Linked DNA regions of Homo sapiens: region 1 is linked to region 2. Evidence: read pairs that join two places in POLR2A ChIA-PET (ENCODE). Cell type or tissue: CD4-positive, alpha-beta T cell. All regions are shown on one strand. Each heading gives the region's core, and the rest is flanking DNA. Links, peaks and the distances in the headings are about the cores only. Region 1 has its middle 9.5 kb from the start of GPRIN3. Region 2 has its middle 61 kb from the start of GPRIN3.

Region 1 (4,405 bases), core at 94-4,093, 51 kb after region 2:
TAAATCCAGAGAATCAAAAATTTATTAAAAACTATCTATTAATTCCCTAAAAATTTGTGTATGAGAGTTTGAGAAACTCCACCCACAGTATGTCAACTGGTTTTCATAGTTATCTCAGTTGATCTTCAGACAACAGACAACAGTTGACAGAGGTACCATTATCACTGCTGTGGAAAGATGAAGAAACCAGGGGTCACAGAGACTAAAGAATTTGCTGGAGATCACCAGACAACAATGTAATAGAACTGAATCTCTGAACACCCTGCTCCCACAGCATAATGGAACTCACACATGCCTTCATGCTCTAGTGGTCTACCTGCAATCTGTGAGAAAGAGAATGGAATCATTCTTCTATAAAACAATTTGTCCGAAGCTTTCCCAAAAAGAAAATACTTTCTTTGGTCTTAAATATTGAAAAAGTGTGGTAGCCTAAACACCATGCTCCCTTTCCCCAAAGATATCCATATTCCAATCCCCAGAGCCTGTGAATATGTTATTTTCCATTGCAAAAGACACTTTGCAAATGTGATTAAGTTAGTGATCTTGTGCTGAGGTTATCTGGGATTATTCCAGTGAGCCTGAATAAAATCCCAAGGCTTCTTTATGAGAAGGACACAGGAAGGTCAGACAGAGGAGAGGGTAATCTGATTATAGAAGCAGAGATTGGAGTGATGTAGTCACCAGCCAAGGAATACCAGCAGCCTCTAAAAGCTGGAAGAGACAAAGCGCAGGTGCTTTCCTGGGGCCTCCTGAAGGAACCAGCCTTGCCAAACCCTCGATTTTAGTACCATAGGCCTCATTCCAGAACTGTGAGAGAATAAATTTGTGCTATTTTTAGCCACTAAGCTAGTGGTAATTTCTAACTATGGTAATTGGAAACTAATACAAAAAGTGAAACCAAACCAAGTCATATTATTTAATATAATCAAACGCCTTTTTTTTCTGAGCTCTACAAGAGCAGGGAGTTTTGTATTCCAAGTACCTAGAAGAGTGCCAGAAACAGAGTACATGCGCAATAAAAATAAAATAAAGCACCAAATGCTTGATAGTGCCATGGCACTTCATTTTAAATTTGCCAAAGACTGTTGGGCGTGGTGGCTCATGCCTGTCATCCCAGCAATTTGGAAGGCTGAGGCAGGCGTATCACCTGAGGTCAGGAGTTTGAGACCAGTCTGACCAACATGGAGAAACCCCGTGTCTAGTAAAAATACAAAATTAGCCGAGCATGGTGACGCATGCCTGTAATCCCAGCTACTCAGGAGGCTGAGGCAGGAGAATTTCTTGAACCCGGGAGGCAGAGGTTGCAGTGAGCCAAGATCACACCATTGCACTCCAGTCTGGGCAAAAGAGCAAAACTCCGTCTCAAAAAAAAAAAAAAAAAAAACTGCCAAAGACAGGCAGATTTAAAATGCAGCTAGGGACCATTTCTACAGGGAGAAAAAAGAAATCTTATAAAATATTGTTGGGATCTTAGCCACGTGTCTGCACCCAAAAGATGAAGAGGCAGGGAAAGCATTATGCAAATTTTAAGGTGAATTTATTAATTAATGAGCCAAATTCTTCAATACACAAGTGCTTTCCTCATATCATCTTTTTTTACTTATAAAGGAAGTGATCCAAGTTCAGTTCTGTCTAATAGATAACTATATTTTTCTTTTTCTGATTTGTTCTGATCATTCCTGCTATTCTTGTTGGAACTGGACAGGAAAAGAATCGGGTAGAGGCAGCTGTGGGCGGAGGCTGCATCTGAGGACCCTCGCACCCTGGAAGTTGATGTCTGTACCTCTCTGCATCACTAAAACAAAGTAGGATGACCATCCCTCTTCTCTTTAAAACAAAAACTTTCAAATTGATCTTCTGTGGCCACTTTGCTTCTCTAGGGTTGTCTAATCTGGGGGATATAGGATAAAGAATGAAAAAAACAATAAACTCAAGTGTCAGCTTTATTAAACACTTCTTTTTAAACCGTAATTATTCCAAAGCTTTATTAGTGAGAGCCCCCACATCTTGGTGACTTAGTGTAATTAACTGCATTTTGTGCTTATACAAAGTGCAATGTAAATATTCCTAGTTAAGTGATCAGAGACCCAGGACTCCCCAGGGCCTTTGAGTCTTCTGTGGGATCCTGTGCATCTGGCTAGCAAACAGAAGAAAGAATCACGCACAACATTTATATGAGTAAGTCTGAAAGTGATGCATTCCATTAGGCAGAAATCTTTCATGTGTCTATACACCTAACTGCAAGGCATGCTGAGAAATACAGTATAGCTACCTAATTAGGAAGTAGAAAAAATAGCTTTGGTAAATTCAAAGACTTTACATAAGCTAGCCACTTCTGCCAACTCATTTCCTGTTATTCGTCTACTCATTTAGGTTGCTCCAGACACTTTGGCCTCTTTGCTGATCCTTAAGCATACCAAGCCATGGTCCTGCCTCAGAGCTTTTATACAGGCTGTTCGTAGTATCTGCAATGCTCTTCCTCACTAGACAGTCACATGGTTTGCCCCCTAACTTCATTCAGGTGTCTGCTCAAAACCGCCTCTTCAGAGAGGATTTCCTTAACCTTTCACCCCTCAATTTAAAATAGCACCCTGTCACTTTCCAGGCCCTGACCCTGCTTTTTTTCTTTTATGACATTTATTACTCTCTGACATTGTGGCATACATTTATTTGTATATTCAACTTTTATCTGTTTGCCACACTAGAGTTTAACTTCCAAAAGGTCAGAGATTTTTTACTGTTTCATTAATCATCATGTTTGCAGCACCTAGAACCTATTGCCCAGTACATAATAAAACACTCAGTAGGCATTTTATTTAATGAATTATGTTTCTTAATAAGCACTTCAAATATGTGCACATTACAATGAATGATTCTATTTTCTGATGACCCAATCTTGAGCAGAGCCTGAATTACCCACTCTCGAAATTATCTCCTGTTCATTCCACTTCCTCACCTCACTAACCCATTTTTATCTTACATTTAAATCCTCATTTCAAGGATCCTCTCTTTTCCCAAAACTCTAGCTGCCCTGTGCCCTATAGAGTCTCATGCATAACTCATGCTTGTTTGGAAATCTGCTACAAGACCAGGGCAAAGCTACATATTACTCAACTTTGTGTCTTCAGTGCCTAATATACTGTGTCTGGCATACTGTAGAATCTTAACAAATGTTTGCTAGTTAGAACTTTTCAATAATTTTTAAGGCTTCTTCTTGCTGCAGGAAATCAAGAAAAAAAATTATGCAAACTTCCCTAAGCAGTTTCAGTGCAAAACATTATTTCCTCCATCATCTTCTGAATCACAAGAATGCAAACAAAATTAATCCTTGAATCATGTATAATTAAAACAATGGCTATTAGAGCTGGAATATTTGTTTTAAAGAAGCAATGTGAGTGTGTGTTAAAATTGTTAAGGGTTATATATGTACATTGTAGTACATTGGGATTCTTTGAATAGTTGATGTACACAACTTATTTATATTATTTTTATAGATTTTAGAACATAGCCTTATTTTAAATGACTGCAGAGATTTTAGTATTTGTTTCTATGAAACAGTGTTAGTTTTTAAACTCTGAATTATTTTATTACTGTATTCATGATCAGAGAAGACAGGCCTAATTACAACACTATTGCTATAGGGAAAAACAACCCACTTCATACTGATATGCATTGTGATTCAACTTCTACAAACATGGAGATTTCCTATAGTAAATGGATAATTAGAGAGACAAGCCATTCCTGGAAATAACAAATTGAAATGATTTTCAATTAAATGATTAGAAGAATTAAGTGTTTTTGTTAACTAGACAAGGCTTTTTTGTATTTATCTTTCATGTGTATAAAAGATTTCCATAAAATCTGGCAGCATTTAGACAAATGTAATCTTATCAGAGACACCTTCAGTCTATATAAAATAAAACATATTATTTTTGTATCTAGATTTATGGATCCCTATATACATATATATATTTTCTGTGTAATAAGCAACAGAAAAAATAGGATATAGAGAACCATTTTTTTGAGGTTCCAAATTTCTTTGAGGTACCATTCTAGAAGATTTATTGGGTAAATCAGACTTTCCATCTTCTGCAATCTAGGAGGCACCGCGTTTGCAGAGTATAATTCAAGTCATACTGATTGAGTGGTCCAATTTCATTATAACCAGACAAACTTAACCAATCTGGGGCAAACTGAACACATTCATCAATCCATAAACATTATGCTTATGACATGAGTTCATTCATTAACTCAGTCATTAACTGATATAATGGTGGTGCTGAATGCCAAATCACTGTTTATTCTTGCATTGTTCTAGAACTATATTTTAGTTTTAATTTATTTTGCTTTATTTTTCTCTTGTTATGTGATACCACGTTTCTACCAGAAATATTTATAGTTCTGC
Region 2 (4,405 bases), core at 76-4,075:
TGATATTCCTCACAAGACCTTCTGTAATATCTTCCCTAAGTCCTCTCTGTCAAAGTTATTGTGATCACCATGCATATAGCTGAGGTTTGAGAAGCTGTGCTGTGAATGTAAAATATACTTCTTTCAGACAAAGACTTTCCTCCATTATTCACTCATTCATTTACTAAATAAATATTTATTTATTTAGTAAGGCACATGTGCCTTCCATGTGCCAGTTACTGTTGGAGGGTCAGGCATACAGAAGTTTATGCCACAAACACAGCTCTTGACATTCTGGCACTTCCTTTCTTGATGGGGAAGACAGATATTAAATAAGACAACACGTAAATAATATAATTCCAGATGATGAAATACCAGTGTCGAGAATCAGATCCAGGCAGTGGTGTAGCTCAGACTGGTTAACTCTTTCAAATTCCTTAGAAGCCTTGAGGTCTCCCACCTTGCTCTAGCATGGATTAGATCTCATTTGATCTAACTTATACAGAGTATCCTGAATGTCGATGCCAACCCTACAAAAGAGTTGACACAAAGTAGCAATAAAATGCAGGGCAAAACTGATGACAGTATGATCAGGGAAGGGGACAGGATGACCAGGAAGCATGCTAAGAAAATAGACAGTGGTGGTGGTAGAGGCTGGAGGTTGTATTTTAAGTAGGGAGGTCAAGGAAGTCTTCTGAGGCACTGATACTTGAGAACAGAAGTCTCATGGTACAAAGCTCTGGAGGAAAACTGATAGAAGCAGAAGACTCTCGAGCCCAGATAGAGTTTCAGGTAGTCAAGGAAATGTAAGAAAGCCAAGGAGTTTAGATTATGATGAGTAAGGAGAATCAGCAAAAGAAGACGAGGTCAGAAGGCAGATCATATAGGATCTTGTACGCCATGGTAAGAAGTGGGGTGTTAATTTTAAATGTAGTGGAATGCCTTAGAGAGCATTAAATTGGAGTAAGTTGATGTGATTCAAAATGGTTAAACTCTTCAGATGAAGATGGCACAAAAAGAGGACAAAACCAACAATCATTTCTCTGTTGTAAGTTGACATCAGCCATGGAAGTAGAGAAAATTAGAAAAGGGAACAGGCAGATTATGCAAAAAGGCGTTGTAGAAAACATTTGAGAATTAACTGAAACCGGTGACCTAGGTCAAGTGATAGAGCAGTATTATGTAGTGCTCAGGGAAGATAATGGACTATCAACATGTCATGAAGTCTGCTGGGTCTTGTCAAACCTCCTGGCCATTGCTCACTCTTGCTGCTTCATGTGGGAGGAAATGCCACCTCCAGAAAAGACTAGAAAAACATCTTTAGTAACTAGGATGTGTTGGGATCAGAAATTGAAATGTTTAGATTGAAAGGCATTGATTCTCTGGTTACCTTCTGTAGCAGCTAGGGTGGAGTTTCCTTGGACCTTCCTTCAAGACATACTGCTGCAAGCTTCTCTCCTGCTGCAGTGCCTTCAGGTCCCCTGCAGAGACCCCTCTCTCTCACCTGCTGTCCCCAGGTAACCCGCAGCCAATGACATGCACGGTAGAGGGACTGAGACCTGCCAATTTCTACCCAATGTAAGACTCCTCTAATGGGTACTTTCTGCTCTAGAGAAACTGCCCAGTGGCTGGCCAAAATGCTCTCAAACCTGGCACCACACTCTGAACATCTTTCTACCCAATTCTCCTCCCACCATCCTTTCCTCTCACAGGATTCAGACCTGAATTGCCCTGTGACAGTTTTTCCTACTCCTGTTGCCGCTCCTCTTTATCTTTCACGGACAAAACTTATAATAAATCTCTCATATCCCTAACTCCATCTTGGCATCTGCTTCTCAGAGAACCTGACATGACACAGAAACTGACACACTGCCACTAAAAGTGGGAAGTGGAATGTGAATTGCAAGCAGAAATGTGGCCTTGTGGTGAAGAGCCTACATGCACTGTCTTTTGTCCCAGTATTTTGACACAATTATTCATACTAATAGGATAGAGGCACAAAGCCAAATGTTCTAGGAGCTACAGGAGCTTTTAGAAAACATGTTTGATGCATTCAAGGGGATATGAGAAAGAAGCACCTCTTAGGGAAAGAAGGAATTCATAGGAAGAGAAAGGCTTAAGATGAAAACAGTTGTGAAACAGGAACTGAATACTATGGGAAAATAATACGAAAATCCCCCAAATACAGCAACAAATTTAAAGTCAGCATTGGTGGCAATCAAAAAACAAAACATTAAAGGTGGAAAGCTGCATTAAATGATATTAACAACCAAATTAATAGATAAAATAAAATAAGAGAAAAAACAGAGAAGCCAACCTATAAATCATGCATGTTACTAAAGACCAAACATGAGAATAGGAAACGTAATAATAGTATATAAGAAAATCATTGCTGAACTGAATGGAAGCCTGTGTAGGTACAATGAAAACTTCCATTGTGTTCCATGGAAAATTAATTTTAATATAGATATATTATAGCAATTTTAATTTCAAGTGTAAAGAAAAAAGGTTAACAATCACCCAACCAAGGGGGGGGGGAAAGAGATTTACCTACAAAGCACAAAAATTAGGCTGGCTTCAACATATGTGGTAGCTAATCACCATATAAAATATAATCACTCTTACTGGTAATTAAATAAATTTGTAGCAAGTAGCAAAGTCTTACGTCTCCTTATGTTTTTAATGATGGAAAGGACTATGTTAAGTATTTTCCAAACTGCTCTTGAAAGTAGATTTTGTGACAAAATATTTTGGATTAATTTGGTTTCATTCATCAACATTTCACTTAATAATTGTACTTCTGGCAATCACATCTAATGAAATAATGTGGAATACAAACCAATATTTAGGCATAAAGATGTTCATTAAGTTGTCCTAGTAAAAATGGAAGCAATGTCAACATCCAAAATAAAGAAAACTTTAAATAAATGATAATACATGATTACAATGGAATACTTTGCAGCTTTTAAAATAATATTCATAAGAAATTTAAATAACAAGGAAATGTTTTAATATTATAATCTAACAATAAGAGAGAAAACAGGACGTAAAGCTATCTAGCTATCTATGTACAGGCCTACTTCAGAGATATTGTTAATTGAGTGCCAGGACACTGCAATAAGGCAAATATTACAATAAAACAAATCACTCAAACTTTTTGGTTTCCCAGTGCATCTGAAAGTTATGTTTACACTATACTATAGCCTATTAACTGTGCAATTTATTATATCTAAAACAACAATGTAAAAATCTTAATTTAAAAATACTTTATTGCTAAAAATTGCTAAAGATCATCTGAGCCTTCAGAAAGTCATAAACTTTTTGCTGGTGGAGGGTCTTGTCTTGATGTTGATGGCTGCTGACTGATCAGGGCGGTGGTTACTGAAGGCTGGGGTAGCTGTGGCAATTTCTTAAAATAAGACAACAATAAAGTTTGCTGCATCCATTGACTCTTCCTTTCATGAAAGATTTCTCTGTAGCTTGTGAGGCTGTTTGATAGCATTTTACCCACAGTAGAACTTCTTTCAAAATGGAGTCAATCCTCTCAAATACTACCACTGCTTTTCCAACAAAGCTTATGTAATATTCTAAAGTCTTTTTCGTCATTTTAACAATGCTCATGGCATCTTCACCCAGAGTAGATTCTATTTCAAGAAACCACTTCCTTTGCTCATCCATAAGAAGCAACCCCTCATTTGTTGAAGTTTTGTCATAAGATTACAGCAATTCAGTCACATCTTCAGGCTCCACTACTAATTCTAGTTCTCTTACTATTTCTACCATATCTGCAGTTACTTCCCCATCTTATGCCCCTCAAAATCATCCATGAGGATTGGAACCAACTTCTTCCAAACTCCTGTTAATGTTGATCTTTTGAGTTCCTCTCATGAATCAGGAATGTTCTGAATGGCAACTAGAATGGTGAATCCTTTCCCGAAGGTTTTCAATGTACTTTGCCCAGATCAAACAGAGGAATCACTCTCTATGGAAGCTATAGGTTTACAAATTGTATTTCTTAAATAAGAGAACCTGAATGTCAAAATTACTTCTTAATCCATGGACTGAAGAATGGATGTTCTGATAGAAGGCATGAAACAGCTTTAATCTTCTTGTACCTCTCCATCAGAGCTCTTGTTTGACCAGGTGCCTTGTCAATGAGCAATAATATTTTGATAGGCATCTTTTTTTTTCTGAGCAGTAAGTCTCAACAGTATGCTTAAAATATTCAGTAACCCACACTATGGACAGATGTGTTGTCACCCACACTTTGTTGTTCCATTTATTGAGCACAGGCAGAGCAAATTATCACATAATTTTAAAGAGCCCTGGGATATTCAGAATGGTAAATGAGCACTGGCTTCAACTTAAAGTCACCAGCTGCATTAGTCCCTAACAAGCTAATCAGCCTGTCCTTGGAAGCTTTGAA

The links. ChIA-PET counts read pairs that join two places held together with the same protein. Peaks named below come from ENCODE experiments on the same cell type or tissue, not always from the same donor. Only the 100,000 strongest peaks of a DNase experiment are listed, where the experiment ranks them.
Region 1: POLR2A ChIA-PET joins it to region 2 with 6 read pairs; 3 of 35 experiments call an interaction of 5 or more read pairs at or near these places.

What each region holds. Positions count from the first base shown.
Region 1 is chr4:89,315,062-89,319,466 of GRCh38, reverse strand. No RefSeq gene overlaps it. Among named protein-coding and RNA genes, the nearest start is that of GPRIN3, 9.5 kb to the right of the region's middle. In CD4-positive, alpha-beta T cell, for the core only: no CTCF peak of the experiment used is centred there; a DNase peak (open chromatin) is centred at 2,406; H3K4me3 peaks cover 882 bases; H3K27ac peaks cover 2,677 bases.
Region 2 is chr4:89,366,526-89,370,930 of GRCh38, reverse strand. No RefSeq gene overlaps it. Among named protein-coding and RNA genes, the nearest start is that of GPRIN3, 61 kb to the right of the region's middle. In CD4-positive, alpha-beta T cell, for the core only: no CTCF peak of the experiment used is centred there; no DNase peak of the experiment used is centred there.